Regions from separate parts of the Homo sapiens genome. Here regions 2, 3, 4 and 5 are each linked to region 1. Evidence: chromatin loops called from intact Hi-C (ENCODE). Cell type or tissue: endothelial cell of umbilical vein. All regions are shown on one strand. Links, peaks and the distances in the headings refer to the core of each region. The heading gives the core; the rest is flanking DNA. Region 1 has its middle 27 kb from the start of TFPI. Region 2 overlaps GULP1 (GULP PTB domain containing engulfment adaptor 1). Region 3 has its middle 13 kb from the start of ZSWIM2. Region 4 holds the start of GULP1 (GULP PTB domain containing engulfment adaptor 1). Region 5 has its middle 290 kb from the start of TFPI.

The links. Peaks named below come from ENCODE experiments on the same cell type or tissue, not always from the same donor. Only the 100,000 strongest peaks of a DNase experiment are listed, where the experiment ranks them.
Region 2: a loop joins it to region 1, with 5 times the contacts of the local background. A loop is called at or near these places in 7 of 110 quality-filtered maps.
Region 3: a loop joins it to region 1, with 10 times the contacts of the local background. A loop is called at or near these places in 22 of 110 quality-filtered maps.
Region 4: it touches region 1 in a loop (2.5-fold over the local background); 8 of 110 quality-filtered maps call a loop at or near these places.
Region 5: it touches region 1 in a loop (19-fold over the local background); 57 of 110 quality-filtered maps call a loop at or near these places.

The regions. Positions count from the first base shown.
Region 1 is chr2:187,578,435-187,584,988 of GRCh38, reverse strand. No RefSeq gene overlaps it. Among named protein-coding and RNA genes, the nearest start is that of TFPI, 27 kb to the right of the region's middle. In endothelial cell of umbilical vein, for the core only: CTCF peaks have their summits at 3,195, 3,394 (motif pointing left) and 4,071 (motif pointing right); DNase peaks (open chromatin) are centred at 3,388 and 4,128; H3K27ac peaks cover 1,006 bases.
Region 2 is chr2:188,366,534-188,373,087 of GRCh38, reverse strand. All of the region lies in intron 1 of GULP1 (GULP PTB domain containing engulfment adaptor 1), which reads right to left. Among named protein-coding and RNA genes, the nearest start is that of MIR561, 72 kb to the right of the region's middle. In endothelial cell of umbilical vein, for the core only: a CTCF peak has its summit at 3,518 (motif pointing right); a DNase peak (open chromatin) is centred at 3,537.
Region 3 is chr2:186,858,959-186,865,512 of GRCh38, reverse strand. No RefSeq gene overlaps it. Among named protein-coding and RNA genes, the nearest start is that of ZSWIM2, 13 kb to the right of the region's middle. In endothelial cell of umbilical vein, for the core only: a CTCF peak has its summit at 2,466 (motif pointing left); DNase peaks (open chromatin) are centred at 2,112 and 2,362; H3K27ac peaks cover 801 bases.
Region 4 is chr2:188,288,380-188,294,933 of GRCh38, reverse strand. GULP1 (GULP PTB domain containing engulfment adaptor 1) reads right to left here and starts at 3,060. Exons shown (of 12, transcript NM_016315.4): 1 at 2,768-3,060. RefSeq lists an enhancer at 325-1,208. In endothelial cell of umbilical vein, for the core only: a CTCF peak has its summit at 3,043; DNase peaks (open chromatin) are centred at 1,143, 1,873, 3,073, 3,713 and 1 weaker place; H3K4me3 peaks cover 3,148 bases; H3K27ac peaks cover 3,634 bases.
Region 5 is chr2:187,840,166-187,846,719 of GRCh38, reverse strand. No RefSeq gene overlaps it. Among named protein-coding and RNA genes, the nearest start is that of TFPI, 290 kb to the right of the region's middle. In endothelial cell of umbilical vein, for the core only: a CTCF peak has its summit at 3,306 (motif pointing right); a DNase peak (open chromatin) is centred at 3,279.

The DNA of each region.
Region 1 (6,554 bases), core at 540-5,539:
TCAAGCTCTTCTTGTCTATCACCAATATTCTTTCAAAATTAATTTATTCATCCAATGAACTACTAGTTAATTTTTTTTTCCAAAGAAAATGGTAAGCCAATGTTAGACCGCACATGGAAGATGTAAAAGGTACAAAAATAGCCAAAAGAACTTTAAAATGCTTAAAACAGAAGACAAAGACGAAGATGTCAAAGATAAAGACTTAAAAGTAAGATTTCAGGAGAAAATGTAGAATTACATTATCACATTATGGTAGGTAGAATTTTTAAAATAAGACGTAAAATGCATAAATCATAAAGAGGATTGATACAGTTATTTACCTCAATATTAATCGCCACAAGACAAGTAAACTACTCTAAACCAACTAAAATGTCAAGACATATGTTTGGAGAAGTTATTAAGTCATAAAACCAATAAAGGGTTTTGTCCAGAATAAAAAATAATTATTCTTGAAACAAGAATAAGACAGACCAGAAAACCAAATTTTATAAATGGTCAAAGAATATGAACAGGAACTTCTCAGAAGAGGAAACCAATAACTATCAACACATCTTCACAAGAAATCTGAGAATTGAAAATCAAATAAAAAATGAGACATCATTTCTTAAATATTACTTTGGCAGGAATTAAAAATTCTCACCAGAGTTTTTAGCAAGTACGTGAAGAAATAAATACTCTTCCAGAGTGCTGTGATGAGAACACTTTGTAGAGCCATTTAGCAACATGTTTTATAATTGAAAAACTGCTTATTCTACAACCTAGCAATTCCTATTGAAAAGAACACGGTACAACAAAAATAAAACAAGTGGTAAATACATAGATATATTTTTTTAAGTAAGTTACAAAAGAATAAGTAGAATGTAATACTATTCGTGTATCTTTTAAAACAGGAAAAAGGTATAAATTATTTCTGTAAATAGGTAGCAAATGTACATAGGGAGAATTCATCCCAGCTTCTGGTTATTGGCTACTACTAAAAAGGGAGAAAGACTATAGAATATACTGGAGTTCTGGAGTTAAGATTTTCAGACAGAAAAAAATCAATTTGGGCTCATATTGACTATGAGTGGTAACTGCAATCCACAAAGCATGAACAGAACAAGTATCAGGAGAAACATCTGAAGATGAAAAACAGCTTGTGCTGTAAACCCCATGCACTATAAAGGAATCATAATACTCACTGAAGATTGTTTCCATACTTTGGGGCACACAGGTAATTGAGCCCTAAACGTCATCTTAAAGTAAATGCATTACTCAGTTGTCATCCTTATTTGTGAAAGGAAAGGTACAGACACTCCCTAAGTTTAAGATAAATATGAAAAATCTGGATTAAGCTTGTGATTTAAGGATTTTATTACTTATTTGTGGTGGGAGGAAGACCGACTACTGTCTATATGCTTTTATTGTTTAGTGTGACTTTGGGTTATCTTGAATGTCACCTGGATTCTGAATGATTTTTACATTGAAAGAAAGAAAAAGGACTGTTGCCAAGGCAGTTGAAATGATTTTCTTCCCAGTCCAGGTGGGCTTTGGCAGGCATCCCACTTTCTAAGCTCTCTAATGAATCACAAATATATGGATCTGACACAATACTAATAGAACTAGGAAAAAAATTATGCCGTGAAAACGCTCTTTTCTGAATTGATTTTGCCGTTAATGGAACTGAATTTGCATGTACAGTACTTCTAATTAACCTTGCTTTTCTGTGCCTGTAAAGTGGACAGCAGCTGTTTATCACTTTGTTTCCATGGGGACATAGAGGATATGATTTTGTGATTGTATATTACCTGTTATGAAATCAATTAAGCATATTCTGCTTCTGTAATATTTCTCCAAAGTAAAACAAAAACTCAATTTAAATTTCAATTTTCCTTGCTTCTTTCCACTTTCAACTCTACTCATTAAATATATAACATATTATTGGCCACACTGAAATTTTTATTCTTCTGTCATTTGCTCGTTAAACATTTCCCCTAAGGCCAAACTTTTTCTCCAGGCTTCTGGTAAATCTATCTGTGGTTATGAATATATTCTTCTAAAACCACATTAATTTCAGCAAAAATCTATCATGCCAATAAAGAAAACTTGAGAAAGTTATGTGTGATACAAAGTGGACAAAAGCTATGCTTTATGTCTGAATGTGTCTCCTTTCTCCTTTGGTAAAAAATGTACTAAAATGTTAAGTTCCAAGCAAACAGAATTTTTCCTTTTTTGTTTGTTTGTTTACTGCTGTAGTCCCAGTAGTGGCACATAATAGTTGGCCGATAATAGTTGGTGAATGGATGATTCAATAAATGCACTCTTTGTATTATTGTGAGGTGAGAGGCAGAAGGCATTATGGTAACTATATTCTAAATATTAAAAGTTATTAATCAAGCTAGTATGTTGTTACATAAAATATTTTCCATCCCATTTAGACAAATATATTTCATAAAGACAATTGAAAGATATGTTATAAAGCTGTATTTTTTATGTTAGGAAAATTGACAAAATATTTAGACACATCAAATACATTTTTTCTGCATATTTAGGTATTTAGTTAATTGGTTATGATGCTTGGATTAATAATAAATGAAAATACATAGATAATTCATAAGTATATGTTTATTCCATATTGATCTTCCTTGCCTTCATTTCAGCAAAACCAGTAATTATATTGCAAGCATGATCATTGCATCATTTTGTTGTACTGTATTTAAGCGCATGCAATTTGAAATATTTTTTCAAAAATGTAAATTCAATTAAATTTAAACATTTTTAAACATCATCTTTTCAATAAGTTTTTTCTTCTAAAGAATTCAAAATTACTTATTAAAATGCAAATACAAATTGCAAATTTATTATGAATATGAAAATTTAAAATAGCCAAATGAAACCGAAACTTTAATATTATTTAAAAATGACTATGTCTTAGTAAATGTTTTAAGAAAAACAAAACCATCATCAGTTCTAATATTCACCTAGCTGCCAATAGAAAGAACCATGATTATACTTTCTGTGTTGTTTATAGACTTATATATTAACAAATTTGAGTTAAATGAATTGTCGTATATAGGAAAAGGTTCTTTCCCCTCCTTGTACAACTGGTACAAATACCTCATTTATTTGTATGTTCCTTTAGAAAGGAATTAGAATCAAACTAGGACACTCAGCACTTTTGGGAAAATAATGCTTAACATTCTATGATCCATTCCATTATTCCTGTTACTTGGGACAAAGGATTTGACGGGGTAATTACTTATTTTTTATCTTAGCTGAGCACTTTTGCCACTCAAATCCTTCTTGTACACAGAAGCAGGAAAATGGGGTAGCTTTCAATGAAAAAGCCTGAAACACCTTAATCCAGTGATCGAAGTGAACATTGATCGAGACAAACCAAAATGAAGTGCCCCCTGGTGGAAGGAAATGAGAACAAAACAACCTCACTTTTGTAATAATCCTAGAAGATAACGCATAACCTGAATTTAATTATGTGGAAATAACAAGTTACTCCAAATTAAGGGCATTCTAAACATGCCTGTAATCCTCAAAAGTGTCAATAGTAGGCAGTCATATTAAAAACTAAGCTATATCTCTATGTGGTTATATGGAATAAACCCTAAGACATATATTTTAAGTTTTAAAAAAGTTAGAGACCAGTATTTTAGTTTTGAAAAAAATTCTAAGCATTTAGAATTCATTTCAGAACAACAAACAGTTAGTGATTGTCACCTCTGGGATCAAGTAGAGAGTGAGAAAAATATATTTATTTTCCACTTCCCACTTTTCTGTACTGCATAATTTATTTTAACCTGAATATAAATTGTATTTAAATTTTTCTTGAATAAAATGTATTTTGAATTGTTTTGAGTACTACAACCTTTGTTTTTGAGTCTCAGAAAATAGGAAAATATTTTCAGGCCAAAAATAACACTGTTGTTAATTTAGTCAACACGAGACTAATCATAGCTTATGACACTTGGAGTCTCAGTCGTCCCTGTAATTAACTAGCTATATAGGTGTTTGGGCAAGCACTTGAATTTTTTGAGGTTTAATTACTAATCTTCATAAATGAGTTTTCTTGTAGTTTTAACTTTCTTTTTAGAACATGAATTACAATTTATATATCATGTCGTCAACAGAGGGCAGTAATTAACCACAAGTAATCCCTGTTCTCTGAGCAAGCATGAATCATTTTAATAGAATTTGAAGAAACATAGTATTCGAAGGACCACCATTTTCTTCTCTATTCCTACAAATTTTGATCACATTCCAGTTTTCTCCTCTCCAAACAAAGACTTCAACCAACCAAACACTTCTTATTTCAAACAACATCAGTCCTTTGGGTTAGAAATAAAAACATAATAAAAGAAGAAAGATTATAAAAATAATTTCATGATGACAGAAGGGGCCTTGCCAATGCGAATCAAAATGTCACTTACTCTCTGCCTTCTAATCACTTGCATAGTGGGTGTCGATGCATTAGTGCCCACTGGAACGATTACAGACAAAGGAGTAACAGATTTGAGTTTAAACTATGCTTGGCTCCTTACTGCCAGTAAGTACTAAAACTCTGGCCAATTTAATTGAGCTTTCTAATAATTCTCAAATTTCTTTAGATTTAAAATAGTGACAATAGCTACCTTAGAGGATTGTTTAAAGATTAAAATAGTTATTTGAAAAGATACAACAGTACTAGGTATTAAATAATGTTTATTATTACTATACTACTATTATCATTATACAGATTTGTGTTAGGACAATAGTATCTAATAATAGAAAGAATATTGCATTTTATCCTTAAGCTTATGTGTATATATACATATATGCAAAATATATACGTAAGTTTATGTAACATATGTAATATATGTACATATGTTTACCTAATATAAAATAAGCAAAGAACATAAATAACGATTCACAAAAGAAAAAGAAAAATATCCAATAAGAAAATTAATATTCAACTTCGCTGTTACTCAATGGACTGCAAATTTAAAATTTTGCCAGGTTTTGCCTATAAAACTGAGAAAAAAAATTTAAGTGTCATTAAAGGAGTTTACTATCATAAACTGTAAAGTGCAAGTGACTAGAAATTGACATAAAAATATAATTATTCACCATGGGATTCAAATTTTAAATTTTTTTTTAAAAAATCTGAATATGAGATGAATAAAATTTTTTCTTTACATTTTAGATGTTGAATAACCAGTGAAAACCTCCCCAAGATACACCAACCTGACTCTCTATAAATTAAAAGGCATAAATAAACAGAATTTTACATGAATAACTTATTTCTAAGCAGCTTTAAAAGGAGATATATCAAAAGGTGAGACATTCTTCAGTTTGTTGTAATCCTCCTTCAGAGTAAAAGTTGTGATCATTGGTAGAATTCACTTTATTGTGGTTTTATCTGTCTTGCCCTTTGCTGTTTTTTTAAATCCTTGAACGGTATTTGTCATATAGTTGGTGCTTAATAAATATGTCTATGTGATATGTATATGTGCTATTTTTTCATACTTTTTAAAGTTTTTTCTAAGAAACTTGTAAGTAAAAATATTTTAATAAAATGTTTATAAACTTACAGGAAATTATTTTCAAATGTCTAAAATAGAGATTATCTGTTAGCAATATTTTTATGATTCTTACCAAAAATCAGTCAAACTCTCTGTCTGCTAACCATTCTTGTTTTTGTAGATGTGTCTTGTATTATTAGACAAAGGGAAATAGATAATCACAAAACCATTAGCTTTGTGATTGTTAGTGAGCCATGTTTCCTCAGAGTTCCAAAAAGCATGGACCAATGTCTTTTTTTTTTTTTTCTGGTTCCTCTTAGAAAAAATTAGTGAAAACACAAATATATACTTAATAAAGACAAAAAAAATATTTTGAATAAAAATTATTATTCAGACCAGGTGTGGTGGCTCACACCTGTAATCCCAGCACTTTGGGAGGCTGAGACAGGCAGATCAGAAGTTTGAGACCAGCCGGGCAACATGGCGAAACCCTATCTTTACTACAAATGCAAAAGTTAGCTGGGTGTGGGGGCACAGGCCTGTGGTCTCGGCTACTCGGAAGGCTGCGGCATGAGAATCATTTGAACCCGAGAGGATGCAGTGAGCTAAGATCATGCCACTGCACTCCAGACTGGGTGACAGAGTGATACTCTATTCTCAAATAATAATAATGATATATATATAAAATTCAAACTTAGTTACTCATAGAAGACATTTGAAAATTCAAGTGATCAGAAGGAATATAGAATAAAAAAGACAAAGTGTATTCAATTTCTTTTGAACTCATACTCTGGTATCATTGAGATATATGGTCATGAACATAATCTTTGAACTCTAATACAATACAGACACATTTTAATATACCACTGTACATATTATATATAGAAGTTAGTCCAATCCTCACTCAGAAGAACTTGTACTCTGGTCTAAGTCTTGTTTTAGAATAAATTTACCCACGTCTGGCGCCTTTACTCCTTTAGTCAATACTCAACCAATGCTACTCTGCCTCTACAAATTTTTTATGAGATTGTGGTAGCCTAGAGGGAATATTACCAGGTAAAC
Region 2 (6,554 bases), core at 712-5,711, 790 kb before region 1:
ATAATCATTCCCTTCCCCAGCTCCATAAAACACACTGTGATATAAATGAATATATAAAATGCTTATAATAAACAAGGATTATTTTCTATTTACCCAAGCTAAGGACATCTTTCTCTTCAGCCTATTCTTGGATAGAAGGATAAAACGCAGAAGGGAATTTTTTCTCTCCTAACAAAACTTTAAAAATATCTCTGACCTTTTTAGTTATCTAACATTTACTCTGTGATACCTGAAGATAGTTTCCTATCTGTGAGGAGAGAAGATTGCAATTATCTCATTTGAGCTCAGTCTTCCAAGACCCAATGATATGGCTTAGTGTAGATAGCAAGTATCTTCTTTGTTCACAGATCTCCAGAAGAATAAAAGGGGCAGAAATATCAACATAAAAAGGTCCAGTCTAATTTCATTTAACAATTAGATATGTCACATGGATGTTAGGTCAAAATAATCTACAGAGCACTTGCAAAATGATGTTAATAATACCTAACCTCCCTCTCTCCTGGAGTATTTTTAAAGGAGTTCATGTATGAAAACACTTTCAAAACTGTAAGTACAATACAAATATGAGGTCATATTACACATTCCAGGAGAAGTTATGACATGCTGAAAAGGCAAAATTTACAACCAAATTTCCTTTTTCCAACAAGTGATGTCAGAGTGCACTTGCATGTAAACTTTCGCAGACATTTCACCATAAGAAACAGGTTATGTAATACTAACGATATTTAATTTCCAAGCTGTATGTAGTTAAAAGAAGTAAATGACCAACTAGGAATCTTCCCAATGCTCTGAATCTATTAGTAAGTAGAAAGTACTAGTACTAGCCATAGGAGGTAACTCCTCTGGAGAACTAGATGCAGCTGGGCAAACCAGTCTTCATCAATTTGCCATTCATGAAAACACTTATATTCAAGTCAGCACAATACATTATCTCAGTGAAGACAACTTGATACAGTTAATGAAGATAATACTGCCAGAGGCACATCCTCTCTGTGTTTGCTGTAACCATTCACAGCAACGACAACAAGTGAAATTAAAGAAACAAAAGTCTTCCAATCTCATAGTTTGAGGCATTGGAAAAATCAATGATGTAGCTACCTCTTAAATGGATCTAACTTTCTCTGAAGCCTGACTGAAAGCTCGTTCAGTAGTATATAATAATCAGACTATGATATTGTAAAGATTCATCTTTATCTCTTCTCTTGCTGTAGTCACCCAACACACATTTACCAAACACCTGCTCAATGTTGTGCATTGTATTGTGGACTAGGAAAACAGATGAAGAAATTGAGTTTCTAATCTAATAGTAGAGTAGACAGACAAGTAAATAAATTATAATAACTTGTTATCATAATGTTATAATAGATGTCAGCCTATTAAATGCTTGCTTAACTTAATTATTAATTTCTAAATAGTAATCTATACTAATTAGGTAAGCTTCTGATCATGATGAATTTGTAAGTTTCTTTTAATTTAAATGCTTTCACTGATATAATGACATTTTATTTTCAAAACTACTCTGTCCCATACACAGTGTTGTGCTTTCCTTCTTTTACCAAAGAGAAAATCAACGTTGAAAGATGAGTTAGTAGCACCACAGCCAAGGTCAGGACTCAGAAATCTCGACTCTCTTATTTCCTTCTTACAAATGGAGGATAACACATCTAGTTTGCATGTTAAAATCCTTTGTACTATTTATCATTTGATTTCACCATTTTAGGGAACTGTAAGTTTTTATTGATAGTGCTGGAAAAGAAAAACTCTCATTCATTGTAGAATGTGTTTTTATTAGAAAACCATTCTAAGCTATTAATTGTTTATTGCCAAATGAAATAATGATGTTTATTGTTTTCTATTAATACCTGCCAAGAAACCCTGCTTCAGAAAAAAATCATAAACAGTATGAAATTTGAAAGAATATAACCATTTGTACAAATGATTAAAAACTGCAGCCTAATCAAGGAAACCATAGTATTCAAACTACTTACATCTTGCCAGCTGATTTGTAAATACAGCAACCACGGACTTACTGTATGTCTGAATTAGATAAAAATTACATCATTTTCTTTGTGCCTGGGAAATAGTAAATGCTCAATAGATGTTTAGGAAGAGTTTGGGTAAAGAATGAAAAGTGTTAAAGAGAGGAGAAAAATCTTATCAATAGGTCACCAATCTCCACCCTGCCAAAAATCAAACCAACAATCATCACACACACACACATACACACATGCTTAAAGGGAAGTAACACATACATTTGAAAGTATATTCTCTTAAAGACAATCCCCCCTCAAATTTAAAAAATGCTAACTGTGCTTTTGGCCAATGTTACATGTGTAATTTCTTGAGTGTTAGCTCAAGGACTTACTTTGCAGAGAAGCAATTTATTCAAGACAGAGACTACACTGTGAGATGCAATCTTTATTATGTTTTAAAACTGAAATAGCCTCAAATACTTACAGACGTCAACATTATCAAGTAAGTTTAATTCCCAGTATAAGTGGTTTATGTGTTTTTAAGTCTCATCTATGGATTGAAATAACCCATAAAGTAGTTAGTAAATGACAATTAATTTGTAAGGAAAATTGTGAACTAAATGAGGAGGGCATAAATAAAATATGCAATGAGATCCAAAGAAAGTCTCAAAAACTCAGTGAGGAATAGTTATGTCTCATTCATTGATTGTTTTGCTCAAAACAGAAATAAGGTAAACAAAAATATAAGGTCAACCAAGAGCAAGTTTCTGTGCTAGGTACCATAGATTGTCCAACCAGTGCACTTGTGACAAGGAATTTCTCACTATGCTCAAACTGGCCATCTGTGTGCTCTCAAAATGCCTGCCATGCCTATAAATCTCATCTGTGAATGTCATCCCCCATTCTCCTGCTGGAAGAATAACCCTACCTTAAGACAATCAACATAAGCCTTTCCCCCTCTGAAGATACGAGAGTAGGCACCTGAGCTAAGACTAGATCATCTAAGGCTTACGTGGGGATCTGGCACAAAACCTCCACCTAAGCAAAGCAACAGCAGCTTGGGCAACAAAGCAAGACCCTGTCTCTACAAAAAATACAAAACAAATTAACCAGGTGTGTTGGCACACACCTGTAGTCCCAGCTACTTGAGACGCTAAGAAGGAGGACTGCTTGAGTCTGGGGAGTCAAGACTGACGTGAGCCATGATGGCACCATCACACTCCAGCGTGGGTGACAGAGGGAGACTTCCGTCTCTTAAAAAAAATGCAACAGTAACAGTGAATTACCTGAACCAAGAATAGGCTCTAGACTCTGAGCGGGATGGGAAGAGAATTAGTCTGTTTGTAGCTGGAGCAGAAAACCAAAGACACAGAGGAATAAGATACTTTACAGATGTTATAAAGCAGTAGAGTTCATGAATAATAAGTATAAGTGATAAGAAACCGAGACAGAAAATGGTAGAGAAACATCTACAATAAAGAGAGTACTGGTGGCAGCAAGAAAAATATGACAGAGGGAGCTGTCATCCCAATGGCAGAGGATCAACTCTGTCACTAGGGGGCAGAGAGGGAATCTACTCAGAAGAGCCACACTAGTTACGTCCCAATTCTGAATCTCAGTCCATCTTCCCCGGGTTCTCTTAAAGACTGGACATGTTGGCTGGGGTTCCTGTCTTGTTCATCTCTAAACTTAGCCTTTCTGAGGTGAGTGAGTTTTTTTTTTTCTTGCAATCAAAAGAATCTATCATAATCTTTTCTGTCTGGTCTCCTTAACATCCATTCAAGGAACTTGTCTTAAAATGATGAATGAACAAAACTTTGATTGTATACAACACTGTAAAAATATTTTTTTTACAGCCAGGCATGGTGGCTCACACCTGTAATCCCACCACTTTGGGAGGCCGAGGCAGGCGGATCACCTGAGGTCAGGGGTTTGAGACTAGCATCACCAATATGGTGAAACCCCATCTCTACTAAAAATACAAAAATTAGCTGAGTGTGGTGGCATGCACCTGTAGTTCCAGCTACTCAGGAGGCTGAGAAAGGAGAATTGCTTGAATCTAGGAGGCAGGTTGCAGTGAGACAAGATCACACCACTGCACTCCAGCCTGGGCGACAGAGTGAGACTCTGTCTCAAATATATATATATATATATATATATATATATATATATATACACACATATATATATACATATATATATATTCTATCTATTAATACACTCTCAAAGAATTATACTAACCCAATGAAAAGAAAAAAAAGGCCACATAAATTTGTTATGTGTCTTAAGTCACTGAAAAAAGTGTAGTTTTCAAAAAAGGAAATATGTTTTTCATTTATACATAACTGTTCTATAGCTAATTCAAAGCAATAACAACAAATAAACCTATGCTGTGGTTATCTTTTCTTTCTTCACAAGAACAGTAGGGCAAACATAACTTAACTTTGGCTTCTGTATTTTCTTTGTTATACTGAAAACATTTTTTTAACTAAAGTCTATTTTATTTATCTATTTACTTATTTATTTATTTATTTTAGATGGAGTCTCGCTCTGTTACCCAGGCTGGAGTGCAGTGGTGTTATCTCGGTTCACTGCAACCTCTGCCTCCTGGGTTCAAACAATTCTCCTGTCTCAGCCTCCCAAGTAGCTGGGACTACAGGCGCATGCCACCACATACAGATAATTTTTCCATTTTTAGTAGAGATGAGGTTTCACCATATTGATCAGGCTGGTCTCGAACTCCCGACCTCAAGTGATCCACCCGCCTATGCCCCCAAAGTGCCAGGATTAAAGGCATGAGCCACCACACTCGGCCATAAAGTCTAAATTAAATGTATTCATAGGTTCCATCAATGTCGCAGAAAAAACACATTCTTTCTCAGTTTTATAGATCCCTCAACACCAAAAAATCCCCAGACCTTTTTTCTAGATTATTCTTACATATGCATTAGATTTTATTTACCTAAATCATAAGATATTAGGTATAGAATTTTTACCATACTTACAAAATCATACCCTGCAGCTGGGAGAAAGGCAAAAGAAGAAAAAGAGAAAGAGAAGATTGAAAGAAGAGGAAGGGATAGAAAGCAGAAAGGTTTCTGCTATAAAGGAGACACAAAAGAAAGAGATGAAAAGGGTGAAAAAAATGAGGTGGACTAATAGATATAAGTGTGCTCACAGAGCATCACCATGTCCTTATTTTCCAAGCTTCACAATCAGAACCCCCACCCACCCATCCTACAGTCAAAACACTTCAGGCAAGAGATCAACTGGGCTTTTTTATTCCTCATTTAATGATACTGATCACTCTTCTGACAGGTTGCAGGACAGTGATGATGGCTGGGTCCAGAGTCGCAGCCTCCTCCCTCTCAGAAGCTACCCATTCTGTTAAGAGGCCACAGACAACCACGTTCCTAATTGTGCATCCCTCCTTGGGCTTCAGTATGTAACCGTTTCTATCTTGATACCTGTTTCTGAGTTCCTAGAATCTTAATGTACTTTTGTCACACCCTCCCTCCAGAAACTGAAACTTGACAAATAAATCCCATTCACTGGCATGGCAGACCTAGACTTCAAAAAGAACACTGGTTAAAGCCCCAGGTGTCTACATATTAAATACCACCTGATTCTCCATTGCTGTGCCATGCCCACAAGCTAAAGCTCCCTATTGCTCCATCGGGGACTCCTGGAGCTAATCTGTTTCCTCCAAAGCACCTGGAGGTAGTCTTGGGAAACCTTGGACATCAAGCTGCTTCTATTTACTCACTAGAACGCAACTGTCTGCCCTGCAGCTGAGACAACATCCCCAGCACCTGGCCTGCTCCCCTAACCATCGTGACCAGTTCACACAGACACAGACAAATACTAAGATATGAGAAAAACTATAAACAGTGGGACATCATTCCAGTAACTGAAATGTATTCATTTAACCAATATTTATTGAATATCAGGGATAATGTCTCTATGGTAGTGAAACAACATGAACAAGACAGATTTTCTGCCCTCAAGGAATTTGTGCTCTATTTATCTGCACATATAAACAAAAATTTAACTACATATAAAGGTAAAAACATCCATTTGTTACTACAACAAATAAAAATATGTGCACTTCTATCTATTGTCTAATATAGAGGAAAGTATCTGAAATGTTATGTCAAAATACAAGTTAAGGAGCATATGCCACATTTTCTTGAGTGGAAGATGCAAGGATTTAACAAATTGGGGCCAGGCAAGGTGGCTCACGCCTGTAATCCCAGCACTTCGGGAGGCCGAGTCGGGAGGATCATGAGGTCAGAAGATCCAGACCATCCTGGCTAACACGGTGAAACCCCATCTCTACTAAAAATACAAAAAATTAGCTGGGCATGGTGGCGGGCGCCTGTAGTCCCAGCTACTCAGGAGGCTGAGGCAGGAGAATGGCATGAACCTGGGAGGCGGAGCTTGCAAGTGAGCCGAGATCGCGCCACTGCACTCCAGCCTGGGCAACAGAGCGAGACTCCATCTCAAAAAAAAAAAAAAAAAAAAAAGAAAGTAACTGGAAGTCGCCCTACAAAGTAAAATACAAAAAGCCCATGTAATTGT
Region 3 (6,554 bases), core at 484-5,483, 720 kb after region 1:
TAATGTGGGATAGGACAGGTGGAAATGGATGTTTTGGTATTAGCAACATAAATCCACTATTGAAATCCTTTCATGTTATATGCCAAAAGTCACATAGGGATGTATTATCAAAAATTATATTTTAATGATTTATCAGTTCCTTCAATTGTTTTGAAAGCAAAAAATTAGAAACTCCCTGACGTTCAAAAAATTTTGTTTCTGAATCATTGAGGAAATTCACTTTCTCATCATCAATACAAATTTTTCTTTTGTTTGATGTCTCCATGATTTTATACCCTGGGATGATCAACATCAGATTAGATAATATGTGATTTTGTTTGATAAAGCAAGAGAAGTGTAGTTGCAAAAGGAAAGTAGGAAAAGAAAACAAGTATGATATTTTAACTAAAGCTCTAAGGCCAATTAATATTAGCAAAGAGTGTATGTGGAATGGAGGATATAGACATTAATCTCTAAATTATTTCAACCCTATGTACTTGGTAAAGTCTTCATGGACCTCAAGAACTGTACATATCTCAGTTTGAAGACTGCTGATTAACTATTCCATAAAATCTCAACCTTGGGGCAGCTGGCGTTAGCAAACCTTGAGCTGCCAAGTTCTTTATTCCCTTTCTTTGAATAGTCATATTCCATCGAAGTAGAGTCTACAGTCCGTATTCACTATATTACTCTTTCATGTCCTATGTCATCCTCAGTCATACTGTAAATGGTAATCTCTTCTCATAACTCCATAGCAGAGTCACCAACAATTTCCTAATTCATAAATATGTGCCTTTTATTGCTTATATGGCTGGACTACTTTGCAGCATTTGACCCTGGTGACCATTCTATTTCTCTTGAAATTCACTACTTTGTTGTTGTTGTTTGGGTTTTGTTTCTTGTTTTTTGTTTTTTGTTTTTGAGACGGAGTCTCGCTGTGTCACCAGGCTGGAGTGCAGTGGTGTGATCTCGGCTCGGCTCACTGTAACCTCCGCATCCTGGGTTCCAGTGATTCTCCTGCCTCAGCCTCCCAAGTAGCTGGAACTACAGGACGTGCCACCACACTCAGCTAATTTTTGTATTTTTAGTAGAGACGGGGTTTCACCATGTTGGCCAGGATGGTCTCCATCTCTTGACCTCATGATCTGCCTGCCTCAGCCTCCCAAAGTGCTGGGATTACAGGTATGAGTCACTGCGCCCGTCCAAAATTCACTACTTTTTATGCTTAACACTTTATTCTTTCCTTTCCAGCTTCTTTTTCAGGATTCCCTTTCATTGTACACTATTCCTAAAATGTTATTCTGCAAGGTTTCTGCCCTTGGCCTTTTTCTCTCCTCATTGAACAAACCCTGCCTGGGTAAACTTATCTACTCTCTGACCCATTCTACATCATGATAATTACTGTATCTCCCGCTCAAATATTTTTACAAAATGTATGAGCTTTATAGCCAATGCCTATCAGACAGCTTCAGTTTGCTGTCCACTCCACTGCCTCAAAATGGCAGAATCTGAACTCATTATCTATCCTGCTGAACTTACAACTCTTCCTGGAGTCCCACGTAGTTATGAATGCCACCACCAAGACTTCTAAATTAGAAACCCCAAGGGACTTTCTCATTTCCTAATTATCTGCATCCATAAGTGACCAAGTCTTAATAATTAAATCTCTTACACATATATATTATCAAATTGTCTTTAAATAATTCGTCTAACAAATATTTATCGCATACCTATTACGTTTCAGCCACTTTTCTAATTATAATAAACAGAAAATAAAGATAGACATGCTCCTTGTATTTGTTGACATTTATATGTGTGTCTATGTGAGTTTATATATGTGTGTGTATATATATACATCCACATATACACATATAGGTATATGTATGGCTGATGTTGAGATGAGTCAAGGTCAAGTCAATACAAAGCCAAAGCCAATGATGCTACAGTGATTAGTCAGAGGGGGAATAAATAAGTTAAAAATATCTAACAATAATTACCCAACACGTCCTCTTAACAAGAACACTTATCAGTTGCCATGGCACTAAACTAGTCAATTATTGCTCATATCCTTTAAAGCATATTTATAAACTAGATAACAGATGGTGGAAATGTTATACTTTTGATCTTCCCAGTCAGCCAAATGTCTCTCTTAACCTACTAAAAAAAAAAAAAAACACTGACTGAAAATCCAAAGTTCAGATGCAGGAAACACATTCATTGCTGTCATTTCTGTCAGTAGTTGTTTTCTTTTTCTATTCCCTGATGTATATTAGCACCAAAGGTTAACTAATTTAAGCAGCTCATACTAATCTGAATAGGTAGGGGGAAAAGGAACATTTGAGTAGAGAATAATGATTACAATGCAGAAGATGATTACATTATTAAATCTAAATTTCACATCATCATTTTTGGAAAGATAAATAAAAACATGTTTATGAACAAGCAATGATTTAATGATTGCTAACCCAATAGCATTCAGGTTCACGGTACTATGCTGACACCTAGTGGAATAAAAATAGGATCCCAATGCTTCCAAGAAATCCATTTTTAAGCTTTTCACCCTTAAGCTGTAGAATAAATAATACACACATACACACAGACTCACATGATATACATATCATAAACATGCCAAAAGGCAAGATGGCCTTGGTGCCAATTTAGTGAAAAATTGCTTGAAATGATTGAAAGCAGATGCTGTTGGTTTTCAAATAATACCTCACCAAATTCCATAAAAATTTGGTTTTTAAAAGTAATCAGTAGCTTTTTCTTCATTTTTGTTTTAATCAAATTTGGTTTTTTAAATGTAGCTAAAATAATCAGTGTTTGTTGAGACAAAAATGGTCCTCTCTTCTCTACATCCCATTTCCCCTTCCCCAAACTTACCATTATGCAGATAAGAAACATTTTCAAACATGTAAGATTTGTTTTATTATGCTTTTGCTTTTTTTCAGTTTCAAGGGTACATATACATGTTTGTTATATAGGTAAACTGCATGTCATAAGGGTTTGGTATACAGATAATTTTGTCACCTAGGTTGTAAGTATAGTACTTGGCTAGGTATAGAACTCTAAGTTAGAAATTACTTTTCCTTAGAATTTTGAAGGCATTACTCTTTGTCTCATGGTTTCACTGCTGTTGATGAGAAGTAAAAATCAATTCTGATTCTAGATCCTTTAGTTTCTCTCTCTTTCTCCCCTTTCCTTCCTCTCTCCCTCCCTCTCCTTCCCTCCTCTCTCTCTCCCTCCCACTTCTTTCATCTCTCTCATTCTCTCCCTCTCTCCCTATCTTCCTTTCTCTCTCTCTCTCTCATACACACACACACACACACACACACACACACACACACACCCCCCACAGAGTGTAGGATCTTCTGTCATTCCCCAGAATTATGAAATTTCATGTCCATCGGTCTTGGTAGGACGCAGAGCCACCACCTGTAGGTGTGAACTGCATGACTTCGCTTATGCATACACAGTGCTTCCTTGGAGTGGTTCCATGCCCAACCTATACATCCGTACTCAGCAAATGTGTTATACTTGAGGAGCCCTCGAATCAGTTCCAGGAAATGTTGTAAAATTATTTTTGAAATTTTCTTCCCATTTCTTTTATCTGGTCTCTTTCCGGAATTTCTGTTAATTGGGTAGTGAAACTGTTGTGCTCTCTTCCAATATTTCCTCACTTGAATTCTTATTCTGTTTTTTGTTGTTGACGGTGATGGTGATGGTGAATTAGTTTTTGTTGTCTTTTTTTGTTATTGTTTGATTATTTGGGAGGGAACTTTCTCAGCTCTTACAATTATCTTTTCTTTGTAATAATTTAAATTACTAAAATCTCATTTTTATTATCTTAATATGTCTTTATTATAGCATTCTGTTCCTTTGTTTCTATAGACATCTCTCTAAAAATATTATGCAAATTTTTATGATTTTCTCTCTGCAGAATCTCCGTTTCGACCTCATAGTTTTTTACTTTTAGCTATTTGATCTGCATCTTTTATGTTAAAGGTCACCCTTAGATTTATAAGCCTTGATTGTCAGCTCATATTTTAGAGTCGGTGATGAAAAACCCCAGTTTGAAACACTGAGTGGGCAGGAGGGGCTTTCTGACTGTAAACATCACTGCAGGTAATCTGGCTGGACCATGCCATCAGGGAGCCCCTCTAATTAATATTTACATTTTCATCAGATTCTCTAGAGAAGACTCTTACTATTTTCTTCTTGGAAGGCAAATTTCTGATAACCAGTAATCTAGTTATAGGGTAGAGTAAGGAGGGGGTGGGATTCAGCCTCCAGTATGCATGTTAACTTAATACCACTTTTTTGGTAAGATATCACTAATTATGCTTGGTATCCCTCAATGCCCTTTTGTTTGACCTCCTCCAGAGAACAAATCTCTGCTGATTTACTTGGATGGAGGCAATTACCTAAATTTTCAGACTGAGAAAGGAGAACCAGGAATGTAACTCCTTCCTAAGCAGCTTTCAATTAGTTTTCCTTTTTATAAAATACATCCCACTGGACCCTCCAACTGCCAAAGGTAGCTAATCACATAAATCCTTGGCTCTTTTAAAATTCTTCAAAGTAAATTGAACTGGTTCTTACCTTTTGCAACACAAGTTTAGTATAGAGTTTTCATAAGTTTGCTATAATGCCTACCACTTATCCATCATTTCATTTTCCAAAATTATGTTGCTGTTGTCTCCACTCTGATTCCTTTTGACTTGTGGGTTCATGTCTTTCATAATATTCCTTTACTATAGCTTCAGTGGGGTTTTGGAAAATACATTATTTAGATTCATATGTTTAATTTACCAAGAAGCAACCTTGTGTGCTTATTTAGCTAATAGATCTTTTTGCCACTTGGGTCACTGAGAGGAAAGCCAAAATACACTAAAGATATTGGTTTATAAGTGTTCCAATGCAATAGAACCAAAGATGATATTTAGAGAGTCTAGCTGTGCACTTCCACACCTAAATTACCTTGGAGACATCATAAATTCATGACTAATTCTTCAAAATTTGTGCCTCCAAAACGAGGTTATTTTAAAGGAATGAAACCTCATTAATAGCATGATGTTATATTAGTTTGATGCAGTCTATGTCAATTTACCAGTTAAACCTTCAATTGTCAAAATCCTTAATCATAAATAATTGAATGTAAGATTTTTATATCAACTAAGCCTTCTTTCCTGGAAAAAAAAAAAAAAGAGTAGCACATGAAAGTGAGTCCACACTTACATATCCAACTTTTTAATATGCATCTCCATTAAAAATCTCACAGTTGGCCTAGCACAGTAGCTCATGCCTGTAATCCCAGCACTTTGGGAGGCCAAGGAGGACTGATCACGAGGTCAGGAGATTGAGACCATCCTGGCCAACATGGTGAAGCCCTGTCTCTACTAAAATACAAAAAATATTAGCTGATCGTGGTGGTGTGCGCCTGTAGTCCCAGCTATGCGGGAAGCTGAGGCAGGTGAATCACTTGAACCTGGGAGATGGAGGTTGCAGTGAGCCGAGATCATGCCACTGCACTCCAGCCTGGTGACAGAGCAAGACCCTGTCTCAAAAAAAAAAAACCAAAAAACAACAATAACAAAAAATCACAGGCACCACAGTCTTAACATGTCTAACCTGGACTTCAATATGTTTCTTTCAATCCCTGTTCTGTCTTCTGTGTTACCTATTGGCAAGGGTTTGGGACTCATCTCTGACTCTTCCTTCTCCCTATCATCCATGTCTTTTGGATTTCTAAGGTATTTTGATTCTACACCTTAAACCCATTCTTTCTTTTACATCTCTACAACCATTAAATTAATGCAGAGAATCATTTTTGTTACTCATTTGGTCACAAAAAAACAGAGACTCACTTGAACTAGTTCAAACAAGCAGGTTTATAGTAGTAAATAACTAAGAAATCACACAATAATCTGGAAGGAGGGACTACAATAGAAATAAACTTCAGTGAGGTTAGGACTAGAGAGCGTCATATATTCATGGTAGCTCTGGTGACTTTGGCAGCAGGAGTCCAAAAAGCTTTACTTTAGTGCTTTGTCATTAGTGTGACCATGCAGCACTTCATAAATCTGCTTATTACTATACCCCCATGACAACACCCCCTGCCAGAAAAGAAAACAACCCTTCTCCTCAAATCTTAACTCCGTTTCTAACAAAGGAAGCCTAGACCATCTTTGTGAGCCAGGCCACTGAAGTCAGACTAGTCTGTGAACTCTCATTAAATATAGTGTCCACTCTTGGTCCAAGTACCTGTAAATAGAGGTAAAATGATGCATGCTACCTCCTATGTACCAGAGATTCGAGAAGGAGCGAGTTACCGAGAGATAAGCATAGGTGTTCAGTAGAGCCCTCTTTTTTTTCTTTGTCTTACTTATGCCAACATTGCACAGACCAATGTAGAACCACATCAGTGGAGCTCAGGAAATAATTTTTGGAAATCAAAAGATGGGATAATATTCACATGGATATTTGCTCTGAGGCATCATGTCACTTTAAGATTTCTCCCAGGGAGACTTCTCAGAGAACTAAAAACAAAACTACCATTTGACCCAGCAATCCCA
Region 4 (6,554 bases), core at 649-5,648, 710 kb before region 1:
ATCCAGATATGTCATTATTACATGGGTATTCAACATAGAAGTATTCCTATTTTATCCCCATAAACTCAACTGAGTCAGCTGAGTCAGAAATCCTATGACCTTTATGTCGAAAAGCCTATTAACATTATTTCATCTCTTTAATTCTCACAATAATCTTGTAATTATGTAAAGGAAAGTTTCTTTACTTTGCAAGTGGAAAAACTGAAATCATAGTCAGGGAAAACATTTGGCTGAGGGTGATTCACAAAGTGAGTCTCAGAAAGCAGGCTAATATTCACAATCTCAAACTCTTAAATACAGAGGAAATATAAACCACATTAGTTTGTTTGTTTGTTTGTTTGTTTTAACCATTTAACCCCTAAGCCCACAATAGTAAACCTACAACCCACCTCTCTGAAGAAAAAAAAAAGAGAGATGAAACATACACAACTTTAATACACAAAGAAGAGTCTGAATTGCAGTTAAGGCTTTGAGTTCCTAGCTGGTTTGGAATTAGGAAGCAGTAAAGGGCAAATGTGTGAAATACTGAGATCATCTCACCTTTTACTTCTTTACATGAAAGAGCAAGATCTGTTTATCAGGATCACTTTTGATAAGCACAAAGAAGTCATGCCGGATACGTTTCTACTTTAATTCCATGACCCAAATCCATGCTAGCTGAGAATACGTAATTGAATTATTCAATTTAGGTAGAAAACCATCTGCTCAAACCCTTAAGTCTTCAATTCTTGCTGCTATGAAAACAAAGTAAGGCCGAAGTCAAGGAATTGAAGTTGCAGCAAACCTCGTCCAAGGAGACAAACAGCAACAAAGTGTGGGCATTTGCAAAGTATGATCAGCACAAACAGCATCAGGCCCCCAGCTATTCCACTGCAACACTGATAAGGAAAGTTCAGACTTTGCTCCTGGAGCCCTTTTTGTAATTTCCTCGGTCATATCCAACTGCACTCTATGCTTAGTTTATTTTTTTGCCAAGAAGACTGATCTTAGCCACCTAAAAATTCTCATTGCAAAAGAAACCTCTTGTTTAAACCCCAAGTGCAACCGACAGCCCCTTTCCAATTAGCCCCTGCAACTTGCCCAGTCTCTTTCATGCCTGGCTACTGAGCTCAGTCTAGTTTGGCTGCCGGCCAGGTTCCTCTCTTTTTTTCCTTGTCAGTCGTAAAAACTTGGAAAACACTCCTGGACAGCTCAAGGAGACCTTTAATTATGCAGTGGGGCAGTACCTTAGCCTGTCTGCTGTTTCCAGCAAAGCCTGTAGTCACCAGCGACTGCACTCTCCCAATTTGTGGGTTTTCCAGCCAAGGCTACTTGTTCATATGGGGGGAAAAGGGAAAGACTGGCAGAGAAAGGGAGCAATTTGCAAATTTGAAGAATTTCCAATTCCTCTGAAAGTTTTCCACTTCCTCACATTCACTCTGTCTAATAATCTCCCTTACTTTAGCACCTAATCACCCATTTTGTAATACAGACACAAAATCATCAGTATTGTCTCCTGCTAGTCCTAGAAATCAGTCATGACTTGAACATTCTCCGTAACTTTTTATTCTCAAATGTTGGTGTAACGTATTTTAAAAGCAGGCACAAAATAAATTTATTAAATCCTTCCTAATTGACTGCATTACACTTTGTCAAACTTGCAGATTGAAATAGTGCATGTAAAATGTCTGATTGCAAATGAGTAAGGCGAGCTCAGTTGGGAAACACTACTAGGACCTAGGGAGGGGTACCTTGACTGCCAGCCCTCACTTACTTGGAGTTTGCCCAGCGTACCAAGTGGACCCGCCAAGCCCAACACCAGCTAAGTCTTCCTTACTCTACCTTGGCACGCTAGTTCCAGCTGCAGCGTCCAGCTTCCTGTTCAAGTCCCATTCAACATCGTAAACACATTCCAAGAAAACCAGCCTGCCCAGAGTTCCCTCCCGCACACAGGGAAGTCAGCGCGGCAGCCGCAGGAGCCTCAGAATAGAGAGAACTGCCTGCTCCGGATTCTGATCCGTGTGGCGAGTGAGGCCACGAGAAGGTGGACCCGGCCAAGCGAATTTAGCAGTCGGAGCGAGAACCCAAGGGCTCATCACCCCCGCCGCGCCTTGCGCCCTCCAGAAGAAGCTACTTGACCCGCGCAGCAGAAGGGTAACCATGTGGACGCCGCCCCTTCCTTTGGGCCCTCCCAGCTCTGAGCTTTAAAGTATCCGCGGCCCGGCCTCGGAGCTTCGCGCCTCCCCACCCCCATGCCCACATTCTCTCCCAGCGCCAACAAAAGGGAGGCTGCCCTGGAAGTTCGCTCCTGGGTCGCCTCGCTGTGACCCGACGATGACTTGCCTGCTCAGCCCAGTCTGATCCACGCACCCTCAGCCGGACGGATCCACGGTTTCCCCACCGCCTCCCTCCAGTTCCTGCTCACCGGCCCCCCGCCGCCGGACCAAAGTTACCACAAAAGGCTAAGGAGGTTTCTGGAGCCCGGAGACCGCTGCGTCCCCGACCTCGCTGGACTCCCCCAGTCATTTCTCAAGCGCTGCCATAGCAGGCGTCAACAGGTCTTAGCCTCCTTTAGTGCTGGACGACTCCCTGAGCATTTAGCTGTCCTAATTTTTTACAACCTGCTGGCCAGCGGCTACGCGCAGCCCCGCGCCCTCCTTCCCGGGCACTGGTGGCCGGAGCTGTCCACCCCCACCGCCCCTCGGGATATCAGCTTCTAAGCGATTCCACGCTACCTGGAGGGAGCCTGGGTTCGCAGCCAGGGAAGAGCCTAGATAAATCTCCGTACCTCACTGAGAGAGGCAGTCGGGTCAGGCTTCGGGCAGGGGCGTGGAGAGCTGCCGGTTCCTCCGAGCCTGGCGATCTCCACTCCGGCACGGCCGGGGCGCCGTCTCCGAGGCCGAGAGGGAAAGTTTCTCTACGCCAACACGGCGCTGGACTCGGGACCCTCCAGCTTCGGTCCCCTCCCTCTTCGCGCTCTCTCCCCCCTCCCTCCTCTTCCTAATCCGCCGAATCCAAAACTGGCGCTGGCGGCAGCTGGGACGCGGGGCTGGGGACTCCGGGTCGCTCCCGGCCGGGAACGCCGGGCTCCCCCTCTCGGTGAGAAGGAAACTCTAGCCGACTCCGGCTTGCGCACTTCTGGCGGTCTCCTTGGACATTTCCACACGGGACGCCTGTGTTCAAGCTCGCTGACTTTCCTTCTTTAATCTCTGATGGTCGTTATCTGTGGGCCCACTGGACTATCTCGCGCGTGCACGCGGAACCGGAGGTGGGTGGAGGGTGGAATGAGAGAGAAACCCATCCGCAGAAGGAGGGGCCCTACCTTACTCAGTCTTCAGCCCGGACAGAAGCAAAACCACAGGCCCCCTCTCCCACCCCACTCGCGCCGCGTTTCCTTTCCAGCCTCTTCCCTGAGACACTAGATCAGGACCATTTGCCTTTTCTTATCTCTGTGTGTTTCCTAACACAATTTTAAAACACCTCTGAGGCTTCATAGAGGGGTAAAGTGTCAAAAGAAATACACGAATAAGAGTAAAACGTGCCGTCTTCACAGCCTTTATCAAGAAAGCAGCCACAGTTGCTGCTGCTCTGGCCGCACCTCAGCGGACTGGTTTGTCCTCATTGGTTTGTCCTCATTTGTTTTTTAACTCGGCCTTAATCTCTGGACTTTGTTATGCCTTAAAACAGACACACACATACACACACTTGAAAATTGCCTTAACCCCCAGATCATACTCATTTGTTCCATTCAGATGTTTACCTCGGAATTAAGGACTTCTGTATAGGATTTGAGAGAAAACACAACAGCCCATTCTTACTGACCTTTGGTAAAGTTCTGCGTGGGAAAGGGAGCAAGAAGGAGTATCCTTATATAAGAAGTTCTTCAAGGATGAGAGGACCTTTACTAAAATTTTTTCTGCTGCTCAGAATTTAGTTTACTAAATTTTAGTTTGAGTGTGAAAATAGATGAGAAAAGGAAAAAGGCATTTTGCAAAGCTAGCAGTTATAATGTATTACAGTGGATCCAGGGCTTAGAGTCAGACAGGCCAGATTCCATTCCAAACTCCATCTTTACGCTTTCTGTGCCTACCAATTATAACTGTCAACAGGAATTCTATAATCTAGCTCACGGAGTCACAGTCACATTTACAGGAGTTAAAATAGAGTTGTGATAGGCGCAGAGAAAATACTCAATAAATATTTGGTTCTTATATCCCACCATGTTTTACTGTAATTAGGAGAGAGGGTGGTGCTAGAAATTTTCCCCCAAAGACCCTGTAACTGAATCAGTTTTCTTCTCCTTAATGCTTTTTCCATTTAAAAAGGCATCATTTCACAATTTTTGAAATGGAAACTATGTTTACAGATTAACTAGTTCCAGCTGAACTCCCTTATTTTAAATACAAGGTAACTGAAGTCTAGGGCTCTTAAGTGACTTTCCCCAAATCTCATGGTTTGGAGGTACTAAAGCTAATATCAGAAATCAGTCCTCATAATAACTTGGCTGGGGTCCTCTTTTAACTGTTTTTCTCTTTATCACAATAGTCAAGCACACATAAAAATAATTATATTAAAAATATTAATCTCAGGACAAATGCTAGTTTTTTTCTGTAAATAACTCTTAAGCAATTAATTTATGAACAATCATTAAAAATTAAATAATGTCATTTAGATGATCACTTGGTATCAATGTGATTATAAAAATAAAACAAATGGTAGTCCAGTATTTAGGAATAAGGAGGTTGATGAGATGAACGAATCCATGCTTACATTATATATTTACACATAGATATTTTGGGTTTTTTAGCCATAATATTAAAAGATTATAATAACTCTCGATTCCCAAGAATACATCAACATACCACTACAGTTGGCTGACCCTAGTTTGTGAACAACTAGATCAGTGTTCAGGACACACAATTCAACTTGAACAAGTTCAAGGCCAAAGAACAAAATCAGGCTACAGAGATCAAACTTTCCATCCTGTGAAATAATGGAAAATCCCATAGCATGTACTTATTTCTCATTCATTTGCCTCTAGTACCTGTAAGAAGGTCTTTTTAAAAAATTCTTCCTTACCATATACAATGTTGAAAATCATCTGAACATTTACATAACTAACTCCCATGTTCTCAGGGATGAGACCCTATATACTCCTTCTAAGTAAGAGTTATTTACTACTCCGGCCTCATCCTCAGTTTCCTAAAGGCATATCATAGCCTCTTTAGAGATCTGTCTTTCCTATCCATAAGACTTGGAAGATCCTAAAGAGGGAAAAAAAAATATGGCTACAAAGCACATCCATCATGAATGGATAAATGAAGATAGATGAGTCCTCATAACTGTCTTTTTCCAATCGTTACATACAGTGCTAAAGATTACTCACTTTTATATTTTCTCCCACTGTTTAAAGTCTTTAAACTTGCTATTGCTTTGTAATTTTTATAACCTGACTTTTGATATGATCTTCTTTGTGAAATGGCTTAGAGGTATAAAAATCTCAAGAGTGTCAGAACCAAGTTTTTAAAAACAATAGAACCAAATGGAACAAGATTTTAAAACAAATTTATAGCATGCCCCAGGAAGTGAAGAAGGGAGATGCCAAAGAAAAGGGTTGCAGAAGCCTAGCAGGGCACTACGATGACAAATACGCCTAATTTTACCTACTGCAAATACCTCAGATTTCCATTTGAAAGTTCTTCACATTCATCATAGGTTCATATAGACCCTGATAGAAACTCAGCAGCTTTCCAGTAATTTTTATTTTTATTTATTTATTTATTTTTTTTTTTTGAGGCGGAGTCTTGCTTTGTCGCCCAGGCTGGAGTGCAGTGGTGCGATCTTGGCTCACTGCAAGCTCCGCCTCCGTGTTCACACCGTTCTCCTTCCTCAGCCGCCCGAGTAGCTGGGACTACAGGCGGCCGCCACCATGCCCGGCTATTTTTTTTTTTTTTTTTTTTTTTTTTTGTATTTTTAGTAGAGACAAGATTTCACTCTGCTAGCCAGGATGGTCTCAATCTCCTGACCTCGTGATCCACCCGCCTCGGCCTGCCAAAGTGCTGGGATTACAGGTGTGAGCCACCACGCCTGGCCTCCAGTATTTTTAAATTAATTTTCTTGCTCAAACCAGAATTAAGTTTCTCTTACCCTAACTAAGGGAACTTTGGCTAAGACAAAAAAACGACCTGTTACTTACCTTAAGAAAACCAATTTTATTTCTGATTATTGCAAAAGCACACAAAAAATATGCTGGTTGTTTAGCCCTATATTTCTGCAAAACCAACATTTAAAGTATTTGACAACTTTTTAAAAACTGTAATGAAAACCAAGACTGAAATTCAAATTTCAGTCATGTGATTTGAAAGGGGGTCATGTTTCTGTTTGTCATGTGTAACAGTGGCCAAATATCCTATGAGTTCCTAGGGGCTCTGGGTTCCAAAGTTACTGTGTTACATTTACCTTCAAACCTCTATCATTTTATCTGTCATTCTGAAAGAATCGCTTTATTTTGATCTTCTTGATTAAGAACATGAAACATGACCATTGCAAAAAAAGAAAAAAAAATAGGAGGGCAA
Region 5 (6,554 bases), core at 939-5,938, 260 kb before region 1:
AGTTGGTGAGGTATATTGTCTGGAAGTTTCAGTCTAGTGAAAGAAACATTTCTTGTGAGTATTTTTGAGTAGGTAAGTTGAAATGATAGCAAATCATATTTGAAAATCTAGATACAAAAAGGTATGATTCTGGAAGTGGCAAGTATAACAAGTGATTAAATTTATTTCTGAGAAATTAAGTGCTTTCACAAGGCAGAATTGACAGTTACTTAATATAAAGTTTCCATCCTCTGTGCTGTCATTCTCAAATCCTCTAAGGCAGGGTACAGCCATATTATCTGTTGGGTTTCCTTTCTTCATTTCTGTTTTAAGATTTCCTTTGCCTAGTTTGGTGACTCACGCCCATAATCCCAGCACTTTGGGAGACTGAGGCAAGAGGACTTCTTGAGCATAAGAGTAGGAGACCAACTTGGCCAATGTGTGAGACACCATCTCCACAAAAATTAAAAAATATCAGCTGAGCAGAGTAGCATGTGCCTGTAGTTCTAGCTACTTGGGAGGTTGAGGTGAGAGGATCCCTTGAGCCCAGGAGTTTGAGTTTACAGTGAGCTGTGATCACACCACTGCACTCTAGCCTGGGCAACAGCACAAGACGCTGTCTCAAAAAAAAAAAAAAATATATATATATATATATTTTCTGAAAAGCAGTCCTCACTCCTCCCCAAGAAAGTCTCAACTTCTTTGAAGAAAGAATATGGTAGCCTGCTTTATTGGAAATGTGCCCTGACAATAGCTAGCCATGATTCATTCTTCACATCTGGCTTGAATGAAAGACATTTATTAAATTAAAATATTAATTATGTAGACTATTTTTAATGGCATATTACATGTGACTTAGTGTTCCAGGTTACATTTCTAAAATAGAATCCCCCCAATTTTTTAAAGCAAAAGTGTGTACATATGATGCCATTTTTGCATGACTCAACTTATACGCATGAAGATATTTTGCTTACTAAAGTAAGAAATAAGTAAAATATCTTCAAGTATATAAGCTTAAAACAAAAAATTATTGTTCTACCCCACAACAATAAAAGCATGGAATACATTAAAGTGTTAAGGTATATATTGAGAAAAAAATTTATTTACAAATTTCTGACACTACGTGAAATATCACACACACACAACACAAATAAACTGAAGTATAAGTAGCAAAAATATAAAAATAGCTATAAAAGTGGTCCATTAACATATACGCTATAAACTCATAAACCTGTAAGCTTTTCAAAAACACCACTGAGTCATTTCTTTATACAACTCTAGTTGTTTATTCCAACTGACCAGTTGATGTCTATGATATGTAGAATAAATTGTAATCTGATTGCAAATGCATTAATAAACAATTTAAGCCCAGTTAATGGCTACACTTTTATGCATTTATTTTTCATTTGTAGGCAAATATCTAGGCCTCTTTGGCCATAACAATGAATAAAATACATGAGGACCAGTTATTTGCCATGGATAGATATAGAGACAAAACATCAGAGTTCTACAAACCTATTTTGAAAAGTCAGCATCCTGACTCCAGAGGCTAAGTACTGTATTTCAATTACAATTATTTTTAAATGATGTGACATTCATGTAATAACTCTATAGTAACAGTCTGTCTGAAAAACTCAAGACATGTGTCACAATTTATATGTTTATCCAACTTTAGTTATATTCAAAGGCTTCATATATGTAAAAGAGCTATTCTCATAATACTGGAGGAATATTAGTTTCCAATTTCAACTCTCCTATACTACAACAAACTTTATGCCTTAAAACAACAAATATTTATTATCTTGCAGTTGTGGAGTTCAGACGTCTGAGATGAGTTTTATGTAGCTAAATTCAAGCATTACACAGAGCTGCATTACTTCCCAAGGCTCCAAGAGAGAAATAGTTTCCTTGTGTTTTCCAGCTTTCAGAAGCTGTCTGTATTCCTTGCATCATGGTCCCTTCCTCCATCTTCAATGTGCATCACCCCAACCTCTGCTTCCATAAGGACATCTTCTTTTTCTACTATGCTCCTCTTGCCTCCCTTATATAAGAACCCTCGTGGTTACATTGGACCTGGATAATCCAGGATAACCCCACAAGGTCAAAATTCTTAATTTAATCACATCTTCAAAATCTTTTTTTTAGTATGTAAAGCAGCATATTCACAGGTTCTGAAGACTAAGGTGTGGCTATTTTGGAGCCATTATTCAGTGCACCACACACCCATATAAGAGAACATGGTGATATGCTTCAGAATTTAATATTCTTATAGAATGGTTTATGATTAATGACTGTCATTAGCAGTCTGGATTGTAGTTAGTGAAAATGGTTAATTCTTCTCATGGTGTTATAAACCTTATTCAACCTGACTGTAATCCATCTGTGTTGCTAAAAAAATTTCAACTCAGCTAACTCATTTTGAATGTAAAATATTATTATGATTTTGCACATCAATGTACTCAGCATTTATTCAGTTGGATGACTACATTGTATGTTAGGCATTTGGTAAGGAATGTAGATACAACGATGAATAAAAAGTGATGTCTGTCAAAGATGAACAAGAAGAAACTGTGGGGCAGATAATGTAAACTGTTACAATGTAAAGAAAATCAAAATAGTGTGAAGGAACAGAAAAAGAAAGCATCTTGATAAGAAATACTGGTAAAGACTTCACAGATAAATTAGCAATTCATTTTTATTTTTTTTAAATGGTAAGGATTTTCACCAGTGGTGATACAGAGGGGAGAGATAAAAGGCATTCTAAGAAATTAGAACAATTTGTGAAAAGATGTAGGGCAGAAAACATGTGGTTGAAACAATATTTGCAGGTAGACGAAAGTAAAGCCTGGATGATGTAAATGACCAGACCTTATGGCTTAAAAAACAGGTTAGGATCTGATTTTGAAAAATTTTAATGCCATGCCAAAGAATTGGAGCTCAGCTCAACCATAAAGTGAAGCCACTAAAGAATTCTAAAATGGGATGTGGGTTCTTAGAGATGTGATTTGAGTCTACTATACTGCAGACACTGTTCTAGGTGCTGGGATACAGCATAGAGCCTATACTCTAAGGGCCAGTTAGCAGTCCATTCGTGTGTTCTAGTCTTTTAACTTGATCACTACTTGGTTTTGATCACTTAATACTCCCAATATAAAATATTACATATATAGTGAATATATATGGGTCTATGTGTACACACATACATATTTATAATACTGAATAAGATGAGGGCGCTTTTCATTCTTATGTGTATCTGAAGTGGAGGAATGTAAATTTCTCAGTGGAATTTACCTTTTCCTTTATCCAGAAGGGGGCAGCACATCCCTTGTGTAAGAAGATAACGCTAGCTTTCTCCAGAATGTCTGCATAAGCCAGTTTTTTAAAAATGAGAACCTGAATTTTACCGTGTTTCTTGTCAGCTTAGAAAAAAATTCTTAGTAAAAGTTGCCCACTTAGAAGTACATGAATTCCTTCAGATCAGGGACCGTCTAATCTTACAGTAATTCACGTTCATTTCCCTCTCTGGGTGCCTGATGGAAAATTAAATTCCCCTCCATTCCAGACTCCATGACAACTTTCTTGTGGCTCAATCCTCCACATGGACTTCCTGAGACACTTCGCATATTGATATATATTTTTTCTTTTTTGCTCCAATTCACCTTCACTTATATTAAACCAGCATACAAAGCCATTTGGATATAAACGAATCATAAGACTCAGAAGGCTTTTCTCCTATCTTGCCTTGATTGATACAAAATCATGGACCAAGGCATGACTTTTTCTATCAGTTCTCATCATGCTCTCATTCTTCACGAACTTATAAAATAAAATTGAAGAGATTCTAGATGGCAGTACTAAATGTCTACATTTGCCTTCATGTAAATCAACAACTAAACCACTTATAAACATATGTGTCTTTAAGCTTTGCTTTCAGAATTCCTCCTGGCTTCCCTTTGCACACTGTACGTCAGTTATTCAGGCCATTCAAACTCCTGTCCAATGTGTCCTTGAAATGTTGTGTGACTGATAACATGCCTCTACCTTTTCCTGTCTCACATGGAGCTCATTAGTAGTAGTCCCCAGTGTCTATTGTTGACATCTTCATGTCCACGAGTACCGTTCATTTAACTCCCACTTATAAGTGAGAACATGCGGGATTTGGTCTTCTGTTCTTGTGTTAATTCACTTAGAATAATGGCCTCCAGCTGCATCCATGTTTCTGCAAAGGACATGATTTCATTTTTTATGGCTGCATAGTATTCCATGTTGTATAGGACATGATATCATTCTTTTTTATGGCTGCATAGAATTCCATGATGTATATGAACCACACTTCCTTTATCCAATCCACTGTTGATGGGCACCTAGGCTGATTCTGTCTTTGCTATTGTGAATAGTGCTGCAACGAATATGTAAGTGCATGTATCTTTTTGGTAGAACAATTTATTTTCTTTTGGATGTATATCCAGTAATGGGATTGCTGGGTCAAGTGATATTTCTAAGTTCTTTGAGAAATCTCCAAACTGCTTTCCACAGTGGCCGAACTAATTTACACTCCTATCAACAGTGTATAAGCATTCCCCTTTTGCCACAGACTCACCAGCCTCTGTTGCTTTTAGATTTTTTAATAATTGGCATTCTGACTCATGTGAAATGATATCTCACTGGAATTTTGATTTCATTTCTCTGATGATTAGTGATATGGAGCATTTTTTTCTATGGCTGCTTCTCTGTCTTCTTTTGAGAAGTGTTAGTTCATGTCTTTTGCCCATTTTTCAATGGGGCTATTTGTTTTTTGCTTGTTCAATTATTTAAGTTTCTTATATGGAAACTTTCATGTTTTAATGTCTTTGTTGCTCACATTTTGTTTCCTCTTATAGCTATATTTCTCTAAAGGAAGTTTATCACACAAGGAAAAATTACTAAATATCTTAGAAATATTTTGAAGTGCTTATTAATTAATGATAAGGATAATTTAGAATAATTACATTTACAAATAATGTTTATAATACTGATTAATATCCTAAATGTAAAAAAATCCACATTTCTACATACAATTATATATCTAACATACACGTATGGAATGTGCTTTCTATTTAGAGTTGGGAAGATATTTTGCTAGGATTCACTAGACCATGTTAAAGTCAGCCAAAACATTATTATAGTTGTCAATGTAAGCATTTCTTGTGAAATGCAGAATAGATTTTAATATTTATTCATTAATTAGCTAAAACTATTGATCTATTTTGTTATTATGCAAATGTATTCCAGGTAAAAATCTACCATAATTCTGCAGACAAGTGTATCTAAATTATGCATAATACTCTAATTCTTCCATACAATGTACAAGCGGTGGATTAAGAAAAAGGACAAAATAAGCTTTTTAATATGTTTTCTGCTGTGCTCAGTGAGTACATTAAAATTATGTCCCCTTTTTCCCACACTTGCTTGAGCTGTTAACAAAAGCATAAAGATTACGATTGCCAAATCTGTCCAGTCTATAAATCAAATTAATTATTTTCTCAATCATTTCAGATCTTTGTTTCAATTTTAATAAGTTAGAATAGTTTATCTGGCCAAGGAACTTCCAACAAAGTTTGCTTTATTTTGTTAATAGGACAGATTATGTTGATGAATTTTTGAATGGTAAAATCAGCCTTGCATTCCTAGAATTAATCTTACTCAATCATGCTATATTTATACTGGATTTGAATTGCAGTATTTTGTTTAGGATTTTTATTTTATTTATATTTTCAAGAGAAATCCTGGGCTCTTTTTTATTTTACTTTCTTCTGTGTGTGTGTGTGTGTGTGTGTGTACACATGAGCATGTGTCTGTATGCTGCCTTTGGTGTTGGTATTGGGTAATGCTAGCCTTGTATAATAAATTGGGAGTTTTGCTACCTTCTCTGTTTTTTGAAAAAGACTGTGTAGGCCAGCTGCGGTGGCTCACGCCTATAATCCCAGCACTTTGGGACACTGAGGAAGGCGGATCACCTGAGGTCAGGAGTTCGAGACCAGCCTGACCAACATGGAGAAACCCCGTCTCTATTACAAATACAAAATTAGCTGGGCGTGGTGTCACATACCTGTAATCCTAGCTACTCGGGAGGCTGAGGCAGGAGAATCTCTTGAACCCAGGAGGCAGAGGTTGCGGTGAGCCGAGATTGCACCTGGGCAACAAGAGTGAAACTCCGTAAAAAGACTGTATAAAACTGTGGTTAATTCTTTAAATGTTGGGTAGATTTGTCCAGTGAAATCATCTGGACTTGAAATTTTCTCTATTGGATAAACTTTTCAATTACTATATCAATAATTTTAATAGTTACTAGGCTATTCTAACTGTTTCATTTTGAGTGAGTTTTGGGAGTCTGCATTTTTTGAGGAATTGATTCACGTCTCAAGCTGTCAAATTCATTTGTATTCATAGTAATTCCCTTACTATCCTTTTAATATCTATGGGGTCTGTAGTAGTAATCTCTCTTTTCATCTAGATATTGGCAATGGGTGTCATTCTCTTACTTCTTTGTCTGTCTTGCTAGAATGCTATTGTTTTCAAATAACCAGCATTTTATT